2 separate regions of the Homo sapiens genome follow, and region 2 is linked to region 1. A link is a loop called in an ENCODE intact Hi-C map of the cell type or tissue named here. Cell type or tissue: mucosa of descending colon. All regions are shown on one strand. Each heading gives the region's core, and the rest is flanking DNA. Links, peaks and the distances in the headings are about the cores only. Region 1 overlaps ARSB (arylsulfatase B). Region 2 overlaps ARSB (arylsulfatase B).

The links. A loop is a pair of places that touch in the nucleus more often than their neighbours do. Peaks named below come from ENCODE experiments on the same cell type or tissue, not always from the same donor. Only the 100,000 strongest peaks of a DNase experiment are listed, where the experiment ranks them.
Region 2: a loop joins it to region 1, with 5 times the contacts of the local background. A loop is called at or near these places in 4 of 110 quality-filtered maps.

What each region holds. Positions count from the first base shown.
Region 1 is chr5:78,886,273-78,891,652 of GRCh38, reverse strand. All of the region lies in intron 4 of ARSB (arylsulfatase B), which reads left to right. Among named protein-coding and RNA genes, the nearest start is that of ARSB, 96 kb to the left of the region's middle. RefSeq lists an enhancer at 4,043-4,092. In mucosa of descending colon, for the core only: no CTCF peak of the experiment used is centred there; a DNase peak (open chromatin) is centred at 2,652.
Region 2 is chr5:78,801,221-78,806,600 of GRCh38, reverse strand. All of the region lies in intron 6 of ARSB (arylsulfatase B), which reads left to right. Among named protein-coding and RNA genes, the nearest start is that of LHFPL2, 160 kb to the right of the region's middle. In mucosa of descending colon, for the core only: no CTCF peak of the experiment used is centred there; a DNase peak (open chromatin) is centred at 3,090.

The DNA of each region.
Region 1 (5,380 bases), core at 67-5,066:
TGGCTCTGTCCTGTCCTTATGGTTTCAGCTCCTCCACAAAGCCCAGTCATTGCCTCCCATGAATGGAGAGATCTTATCTCTTTTTCTCACTCACTCCGTGAGGGACAGGACCTTGTCCATCCTGTTTGCTGCCCTTTTTCCAGATCTGGAGTGGTCCCTGGAACATGGCAGCACTCAAGAAAGATGTGTTAAAGGAATAAGTGAGTTCTTTCTTCCAGGCCAAGACTGATGCTTCTTGAAATGCTCCCAATCAACCCTCTTAGACTCCAACATAACTGACCAGGGACCAGATTAGACAAACAATTCTGATATTTGAGGGTTTGATTTACTTAAATTCTCACTGGGGTCCAAGAGCACCCCTTGCCAGCTCCTATAGTTTAAGCAGCAGTATGTAGAATAGCCAATGAAAAGTCAAGGTCACAGAGTAGCTGGACAAAGGCTTAGAAAAAACAATGCAGTGACCTAAGTTAATGTTTAGTGCCTTTAACCTCTATTTTCGGTGAGTGGCCTTTTCCCTAATTATTTGTTCCTCCAAATCATTGAGCCCTTCTGTGTGGTAGGTCCTGTGCTAGGTCTTGGAAATAAAAACATTAAGAAACTTTTTGCTCTTGAGAAGCAGAGTTCATGGGGAAGACAAAGCCATGAACAACTGATTAACAATAGACAGAGCTAAGTATAGTAGAAAATGTGCACATAAAATGTAGCAGAAATACAGAGCAGAGATGAAGACCATCTAGGGCACTAAGTGGCAGGTTCACAGAAGATATGATCTTTAACCCGTGGCACTTTAGGCAAGGGAGCCAACATGTGCAAAGGCAAAATTAGCATGAAAGGGCATGACATATTCTAACAACAGGGAGAAGTTAGTTCTACGTGACTGAAGCTCAGGGCACTTTTTATGGGGGAGGACAGGAGTTGATACCCAAAAAGGAGGTTGGGGGCAGATATGAAGGATTCTATATGTGGGCCTGAAGTTGGAACTTTTTCCCTGATTGGAAAGCAATCAGGTCTTTAAACATGCATGTGGCCTGATTGATTTTGGGTTTTACAAACACCTCTGGTGGGAACTTGAAGCGGTATATAAATTAGCCCAGGAGCCCAGACAGAGGAGTGCCTGACCTAAAGCAATGGGCTGCAGAAGGGGGGATGATTGGAAAGCTGTTTTAAAGGTAGACTTGGCAGAATCAAATGCACATTCTGTCAGAAATGATTCAATGTAGTGCAACAGGGAAAGAGTAGCCAAGCGTGGTGGCACACACTTGTAGTCCCAGCTACTTGGGAGGCTGAAGTGGGAGGATTGATTGAGCCCAGGAGATCGAGGCTGCAGTGAGCTGTGATCCTGCCACTGCACTCCATCCTGGTTGGAGGAGTGAGACTTTGTCTCAAAAAAAAAAAAAAAAAGATAAGATTTGAGAATATCAGAATGTAATTTGAATATCTAGGTAGATAATGTCTCCAAAATCTTTTAGCAGGAGAAGATTGAATTTACCGAATCCTTTAGATGTGTACTAAGACATATATTAGCACTCCAGTTTGCCTCTCAGTAATTTAAAAAAAAATCCAAAGAATCAACCATCAACAAGCAGATACTTTTCTGGGACAAAGAGGCTTCTCCATTTTTGAAACGATGTTGCCTACTCATCTGTTAGTCACCCTTGCATCAGGGCCGTGTTCAAAGAGATGTCCAGGCTTGGTATGAGGCTGCTAGAGCCTTCCTTGCTTTTCCTTTTGTGATCTTTGAGTCAGGTTGGGAAGGATGACTAGGGTAAGCCCCAGCTGAAGCATGCACAGGGATGTTGGGGTAGAGATGATGTTTCAGGGCAGCCCTCCACGGCCAAGCCACACATTAAATTGTTTGGGGAGTAGTTCTAAAAATTAATGCTGTTGTCATGGTTTCATTTTGATTTTTATCAGCTGGATATGGATGAGGCTTCATTGTCATATACTTAATGTTTTTGCTTAGATCTTTGGCAAACCAATATTTTTCCATGACTTTTTGACAGTTATTTTTGTTCAATAGTGAATAATAAAGTGAGATTTACGGTCTGTATATGATAATGTTTGTCTTACTTTGACATTTCTTTTCTAGACAGTAAAGGCCTTATAATTAGATTTTCCCTGTGCCAAAACATTGCTGCAAAACCATCTCCCTGAAAAAACGTTTCTTTGCTTCTTTTAGGAGCTGGCGTCATCTTATTTTGATTTGGAATTTTTTTCATATGTCAGTCAGGAAATGAAACAAAAATTTCTCTTGAATATGAATTCTTAACAAGAAAGAAATTAACTTTTGCCGAAAAATAAAACTAGAAGGGAAAATGAGAAGAAACGTCTTTGAAATGCTGATGGTTCCATTGTCTTTTTAAATTCTAATTTATGTCAAACTTCAGTGAGCAATATAGGAAACTCCCTTTTCCACCTTGTTGCAAAAGAGCTTATTTTATTCTTGTTGCTACTCCTACCAGTTTTATGTTGAATTCTTTGAAATACCCAGGAGACTGAACTAGAACTTATGGACCGCACCCTATTTCTCATATAGTTAACCAACTAATGTCCTAACTCAGTGGATTCTGCCCCATTGCTGATAAGTGGCAACCATCGGCCAGGTGCCATCTGTGGGGGTACAAGGACAGGCGAAGCTGAACTGCCCTTCTGCTGAGGCCACATCTGCAGTTGGCGCTATGCCAGGAGAGCCTTGGAGAAGTTGCACATGTGTCCATTGACAGTGCTTTCTCTTTGGAGTGCTCTTAAAAAGAATAACTGTTGATAGAATCGCTTATTGCTAATGGCAAAACATCACAGAGAACTAATTGCAAAAACAGTCACACTTACTACATCCGTGGCCTCCCCTAATGATATGTGGAAACACCTTCCCTTTCCTACAGTAGCAAAAGTGGCCAAATTCTCTGTACAACCCGGAGAATTTTCCTATCTGAGTCATAACTGAAGAGCTGCTCCTAGAATCAGATTCCAGATCCAGCCACCCTTGTCCCCATCATCTCCACTCTTATTTCCACCACCATCTTCATCCAATACTTTCCGTTGAGCACTAACAAATATGTGCAACTGAAGGACACTACATAATACCTCAGAGAAGTGTATCTATTTAAAACAGAGACAACAGGCTTCTTCTAAAGTATTGAGCCAGCATCACTTACAGCAATCCAGACAACAGAGTGAAATAATCGTTCTGTCTCAGCCTTTCTTGATATCACGGGAAGAGTGTAGGTATTTCTTTCCAGTGTATTTTTGTATCACATGAATAGCACCTTCTTCTAAGTTTCGATACATTGGTTATGAGTGATTGCTACTCTGTGCAGTATCATGAACATGGAGGAATTTCTTCTTTCTACTGATGGTGACCTTTTGTTGTTTTGAATATACGGGTCTGCTCAGCTTCAATATGAAATGGAATGTGTATTTCAACAACTGGCCTGAGTGAATGTTTGGGCCTTGAGTTTTTGTCAAGAAGTGATGTGGGGAGGTTTGAAGAAAGATTCTTGTAAGTCTGTGATGTCAAATGATGAGATTGTCTGTCACCGACCCATGTGTTGAAGAATTGTTTCCTCACCTGATCTAACTCAAGACTCTTCTCTACTCCCTTTCGAGAAGCACAGAAAAGAACTGAGAACTGGTGTGTTAAGGGCGCCACCAAAAGTTTCCTTGGCAGTAGAGCCTTGAATTTCTTCCCCAACAGCAGCTAAGCCTTCTCTAAAAGGAATTACCATTACCTTGAAATAACTTCCTATGTACACTCATAGGAAGAGTGTACACTTTGCTGAGGTTGACCGTACTTGTGGTTTTCATCAGGAAGTGAAAGTTTATGTGGCCTACATGTGTGAGCCCACTCTATACTAGGGATAGCAGGAGTGTGGTGCTCTAGGGGCAGAGGCCTGGGGTGTCACACAGACCTTGTTGGAATCCTAGCATTGCCATCTATTCACTGTTTGGCTTTTTCAAACTTCCTTTTAAAAAACGTGACAAAATGGTTATAATACTAAACTATTTGGGTTGTTGTAAATTTTAAGAACAACAGCAGTTACTACCATGTATTGAGCACTTAGGTTGTGTCAGGTACCCTGCCAAGAAAAGATCATAAGCAATGTCACTTCATTTCCATCATAATACATGAAGTAGTGCTATGGTTTGGATGTGGTTTGTTTCCACCAAAGCTCATGTGGAAGTCTAATTGCCACTGCATCTTGGGAGGTGGGGCCCAGTAGGAAGTGTTTGGGTCATGGGGGCGGGTTCCTCATGAATAGATCAATGCTGTCTCCCAGGATCGAGTTCTCAATCTCAAGGGAATGGATTAGTCGCCATGAGAGTGGGTTGTTATAAAGTGAGGCTCTTCCTGCTCTTTGGTCCCTCTTTACCTGCACCTGCCTCTCCTTCCACTTCTCTGCCATGTTATGATGCAGCACAAAAGCCCTCACCAGCAACTGATGCCAGTGCCTAGCGCTTGGACTTATCAGTCATCAGAATTGTGAGCCAAATAAACCTGTTTTCTTTATAAATTACCTAGTCTCAGTATTCTGTTATAGCAACACAAAATGGACTAAATCAATTAGTGATTGTTATTTCCACATGAAGACGAGGAAACTGAGGTGGTATATCACCCCTGGCCACACAGCTAGTGAGTGTCTGGCCTCAGGCTTCTATTCCAGGTCTGCCAACCCCAGATTCTGTGAGAGATAATGCAAAATCAGAGTCACTCCTAGTGCAGTCAGTGCTTAACAAGTGTTCATTCTCTTTCCTCCCAGATGCATCTTGTAGCTTTGATAGATCTCTGATTTCTTAATAAATTTTTATATGTAACATTCTATACAGCAGGTGGTCTGTCATACTGCCCTCATGTGGCTCATTTGGGTAATAGTGGGTTTTTTTTTTAAAGTTTAATGCAAAATATGTGTTATTTAAAATGTGTCTCTAAAGTCACCTAAATCTGTGGATACTTTGGGAGTTTGTATGATTCTATAACCCCAGTATGTAAGAAATGGCACTTTTTCTTTTCTACTGCCCACTTTAATGTCTTAACTCTGAGCCCTCATTTGGCTGGGAAGATACTTAACTTCAGTTACTCTAGTAGCTTCTACCCTGTCTTTGCCAAGATCTCCCATTCCTTCTGTTGTCTTGGAAGAGAAACCTTCTCTTCCCTGGTATTGTGCATAATGAAACTTTATTTCACCATCCTGTCAAGAGGGGAAAAATTTTTTTCACAATTATATTTTTCCATCTAATGTTCTGTTTACAGAGACATTTATCAACCACTGGAGAAATACTCAGCTTTCACACTTAAGAAAGAGATATTATTGCCAGAGTGTAGAGTGTTAATTCATTTTCCAGTTTAAATTGTAGAATTTTTTTTCCAAGAGGAAAAGAAAAA
Region 2 (5,380 bases), core at 140-5,139, 85 kb after region 1:
TGACTGACAAGGAACTTAATAGGAGGCAACAGTGTGATGTGGCTGCACAGACCTACAAATGCTTTAAAATCCAGTTGCATGGATACAGGAGGCTGAAAGCATCAATCCTGTAATATATCCAGATGAGAAGTGCCAGTCCAGGAATCACATTTTGTTCCCTGTAAGTTTCTGAAGGGGGCCATCTCAGTAAATGATGGTTGTTCATATGAAAGATATTATTATTTCTCTGATGGTATCTGATACTGCATGTTGCATGCAGAAGAAGATCTCTAAAGATCTTTACATATTAACAGCCTATGACATCCTTCAGGTATACAGTTGTTACACATGCCAGGGGACACTGTGACTTTGTTATTGTTTTGTATTTTCTCTGCATTTGGGTTAATTTTGTTTGATTATTGTCATCCCTTTAGTTCCTAACTTACACACTAGGGTGTTAGAGAGGAAGGTAATCCAGAACAGATTTTATAATAATAACAATAAAGGCCACCCTATTTTCTCTCTATTGTATTGCTCAGTACTCATAGCGCATTAGTGCATTTAACGCTCACAGAAACCCAATGAAGGTAGGTGGTAGTATTAGTCTCATTTTACAGAAAAGTAAAATATTAGAAAGTTAAGCAATTTGCCCCCAAGGCCGCACAGCTAGAAAGCAACAAGGCAGGGACTCTGGGAGCCCAAGCTCACAGTGCCTCTCCCTGGTGTTGCTTTTTCCACAGCAGTGAATAACTGCTCCCCTGAAGTGCTCCTTGCCTGGGGTTCGGCACCGCGACCAGTTCCACAGGCATCGTGTCTAAGTGTGACTGTGCCCCGGAACCCACAGAGCCACCCGGCTGCTCAGTCGATGATAATCAAAAATTTTAAATTTGCTTCCATTGGACATTCCTGCTCATCCAGCCACTTTTCTTATCAGAAGACAAAGGCATGCTGACCATATGTTTATTATCATTCCTCCTCTTTCCTGCTTGTTTTTCTAGTCAAGGTCAGAGAGGACCAGAAACACCCAGTGCTGAGAAGAGTGAGCCTTGCTTTCTCAGAAATGGTTCCTACCTCTGTGGAAAGCAGTGAAAGAGCCTCCAGTAGCCTCTTCCTGGAGTGGTGGAGGGTGGATAGAAGGAAAAACAATTAGAAGTAACAATAACGAATAGAAACAGAAAGACGTCTTTCTTCCTAACAACCTCATTTTGTTTTCCTTCTAATCTTATTAAATTTTCACATACTTGGTATAAAATCACAACAGTTTAGGTTCTGATAATGTCTTATAGCTGCCTGTGTGCCTCGTTGGCTGACTTATGCTCTGATATGTCCCTAATATGGCAGATTCTCCATACAGATAAGTGGAAAGTAACTCCTCCTACAGGTAAACTTGATGGGACTGTAGGATTAAGCCTTTTGCTTGTTATGCGACTCAGCAATTATTAGGAAAAGGCTGGGTGTTTTCAGCAGCCCCTGGGAAATGTGATTTATGACATGACAACGTTGGTTGGTCGGGGTCTCTGTTTCACTCTCCAGTGTGCACTCATTTGAGTAAGTCTGTGAGGAACTTCCCACTTGTAAGAAACAGTATCTTGCGTGTTGCTATCACTAAACCCTGGAGGCCGGATGCTGTGTCCCTGCTAATGGTCTCTGGTTGGCAAATATACATGTGACTCTTTCTGAGCAAAGTGCTATGTGTAATATGAAAGGAGCTTGAATGGGTAGTCCCTGCCCTCAAGTGGCCTTGATTTTACAGGAGACTTGCCATGGACCTGGAAGATGCATGGAGCACGGGGCAGCATTTGCCCATTCCCTCAGCGTGCACAGGTATAATGGCCACTGTCCGGGAGCTGGGAGGTCAGAGGCCAATGACTGCAGCCAACCATACTGGGGACAGAAAGGCCAGTCCCTACCAGGCTATCCACATTGGTTAAAATAGGAACCACCCATTTTTGTCTCCTCTCCAGGCTTTGAAAGCATTTGGGTAATTACAGCTTGCCTTTCTGCCTTTGGTTGTTAGTTTTAGTGTCTTAATTATCTGCCATGTCAAAAGATTTCTCCTGATCCCTCTGAGCTCTCTCCCTTTTGCTCCTAGTGGTGTTTTCACCCTGCTTGATAAGTTAGAATTGTACAGTGGTTTCCATTTCTTCTGTCATATAAACAGTAGGCAGTTCTCAACCTTCCCATCCTCTCTAACTTACTCTCTACTTTTTTTCCTTAAGAGAGGCTTATGTGATGACATTGACCAAGTAAGTCCTCTAACCTCAGTGATAGGGTGGTTCGGATGGGGTGGCAAGGAAAGGAAAAGGGAATTGAATCAGTTTTGATTTTTTAAAAATCATGCTGAGCTGAAGTGAAACACTTTTTTTTTTCCACAAAAACTGAGTCTGAAGGGATCTTTTTTTTTTTTTCATTCCACATTTTGGTTACATCTGCAGTGAGCAGTTGCAAATCCTGAGAGACTTCTCTTCCCTGGCATTTGTTTCATTTTGCAAGAGTCTCACTGTGCCTGTGTCTTATGTGAGCTCCTTGAAATGAAAGAACGTTAATGGCTGAAGACTGTTAGAGCCATTTGGGTGCCTGCTTATACCTTTCACTCAGCAGGACTGCCAGGGGCCCTGTCTGGCTCTGCCAGGTGCCCTCGGGTGGGAGAATAAGGGCACTGAAACAACAAATAGGCCCTTGACCAGACCTCCAGCTCCTTGCCTGCAGGGAATAGCACTGGAGTACAACGTCTAGTACAAAGTAGGTGTTCAATAAATAACCATCAAATGGGATAAAACCAGTTCCTAGCCCAGCACAGGTGCAGGGTAGATGCTCAGTAAATATTTGTTGAAGAAACGAATACATTACTATATCCCATGGGGGAAGACCTCTGGTCTTCATAGCACTTGCATCATTTGTAGCTCTGCAAGGGCTCTGGGCTGGATCGACTAGGAAAGCAGCCTGAGCAGGGAAGCAGATGGCTGATCAAGCCCTCCAGCCGAGGAGACCAGCACTGTTTCTGTGGGAACTTGGATGCCACTGACCTCACTCATGGAAGCTTGCAAGAGTGGTGCAGGCCCCAGTGGACCAAGGCCAGGGCTCTGTCTGCTCCCTTTGGCAGTCGGAAAGCAGCACACACTTAGCTTTGCCAGGACCCAGCTTCAGCGGCCTTCATAGCCCAGTAATTACCTCGTGATCAAGGGAGGGAGGGATGTGTGTAGAAATCACTTTTTAGTAGCACATATTTCTCTTGGAAAAGCCCCAGTAAGCTGCCGACTTTCTCTCAAGTGTTCAAAGGATACCAGGGAACTGACGGGCTAATTTAATTGTATTAATACAAGAGGCGGCCGTCCCTAGTGCAGAGGGGAGTGCGTTAGGGAGAATTGTCTGTCGGGAGGCTGGAGTTCCAGCTTCAACATGGAAGTGAAAACACTCTCCAGGAAAGCAGACGAGTCCCACTGGGGAGGAAACTGACTCTCTCCATGGCCCACAGGGCCTGCTCTTCATCTGTCTGAAGAAGCCTCTTTATTGCATTCAGATAAGTGTTTCACTTGAAGGAGAGCAAACACAACCAAATAATGACCTAGATGTCCCTTCCTCATGTTTTCAAACAGTCCCCCTTCTCTTTAATCCCTGCAGGAGAAAATGTCCTGGAGTTGAGATCTTAGGAGACATTGGTTCATTTAAGTCCATTATGAGACCTTCACAAGGCACCCCTTAAATCTGGCAGTAGGACCACAGTTTTATCCTGGCCACAAATTTAAAGACTTTGATCCTATTCCCTCTCAGGTATCAATGCAAACAGAACAATTCTAACATTTTTAGTATGGCCACCCCAACGTGGACACCAATTAGCTAAGCCAGGGAACTTTACTTCTATTTCCTCATCTATGCAAAGGGGAGAACAGGTTAGATGATGTCTAAGGCCCCTCAAGAACTTGAGTGCTCTTCATTCTGTAATCATTATCTCTCTAATTAGTTTCTCTTCTCTAAACTTTATTCTCCTCCACGGCCTCTGTTTAGGGGTGGAAGGTAGATGCTGTACCCTAGTGTGTGTTTCCCGGGGCTGTTTCTCAGCCTGCTGCTCTGTTCTCTCCACTCTCTATCTGTCCCTATTGCGATCATTCTCAAATCTAACTGTGACTGCAGCACTCCAGTTCATTCATTTATTCCATAATATTTCTCAAACACCCACACGGTGCTAGGTGCTGAATGAACAGTACACTGGTGAACAAGAGTCATGATCCCTGCTTTTTTTGGATCATATACTTTTCTAGGGAGACATGTATTAAATATATTTAATTTAATTTAACAAATATAATTTAAATAATATTAAATATATTAAATGAATATATAATGATAAATTGTAAGACGTGTTATGGAAGATGAACAGGGGTTGCCCTGATTTAATTTGGGAGGTCAAAAAATATCTGCTCTGAGGAAGTGTTATTTGATCTGAGACCTGGAAAAGGAGTTATCAGGCAAGGAGTTGTAGAAAGTGCTCCAGGTAGAGGAAAGAGCTAACACAAAGACCTTTGCAGCAGGGAAGGGCTAGACTGGATGAACAGAGCTTCGTGTGCCCAAAGAACTGAAGGAAACCAGTGTGGTTGGAACATACACAGTGAGAGCAGTGGGGTGAGATGAGACTGGGAGAATGACAGATTAGTTAAGATAACGCTGGCTGCTGGAACAAACCAAAACTGACATTCGAACAGTATAGACATTTATTTCTCATTTGCAGAAGTGCAAACTAGATATTCCTGAGCAGTTAGATATCCCTGTTCAAAGCAGTGTCTTGGAGACCACAGCTCCTTTCATTTTGCAGCTCTGCCATTTTTAATGACCTGCCAAGGCCAGCGTGCTTCTCTGCATGGAAGGCTGTGCATGAGAGGGTTTTCTGGGCCCAGGCCTGCCTGGAAGTGGTGCTCCCAACCGCACTCACATTCCGCCAGCACACACCCAACTGCAAGGGAGGCCGAGAAATGTGGTCAGAGTGTGATCCCAAGAAGGAGACAGGGCAGATGACGCAGACACTGTGGGCCATGTTGCAGTTTCAGTTTTATTCCTAGCGTGCTGAGGAGTGTGAGTGAGAGTGCACCTGTGGCAAATCCATCAGCACTTCTAAACCTACACGTTCAATTGCTAATGTCATGCAATTCATCTTCCTCCAAAAGCAACATCTCTCACGTGTTCTTCCAGTGATGCCATTCCAGACCTAGCAGTCCTTTTTCCTGCTCTATTCATCGTCTAGACTTACTTGACCAATCCAACCCTGGACTGGTTCAGTACTTCCCCGACTAGGCTCTTCAATTGGTTTCTTTCTGCTCTGATACAGAATGCTAAGGTACGTATTTACAATGTAGACTATCCCCTTCCAGTGACAGAGTTATTCCTGGCTGTTGTATAGAGCAACTTTTTT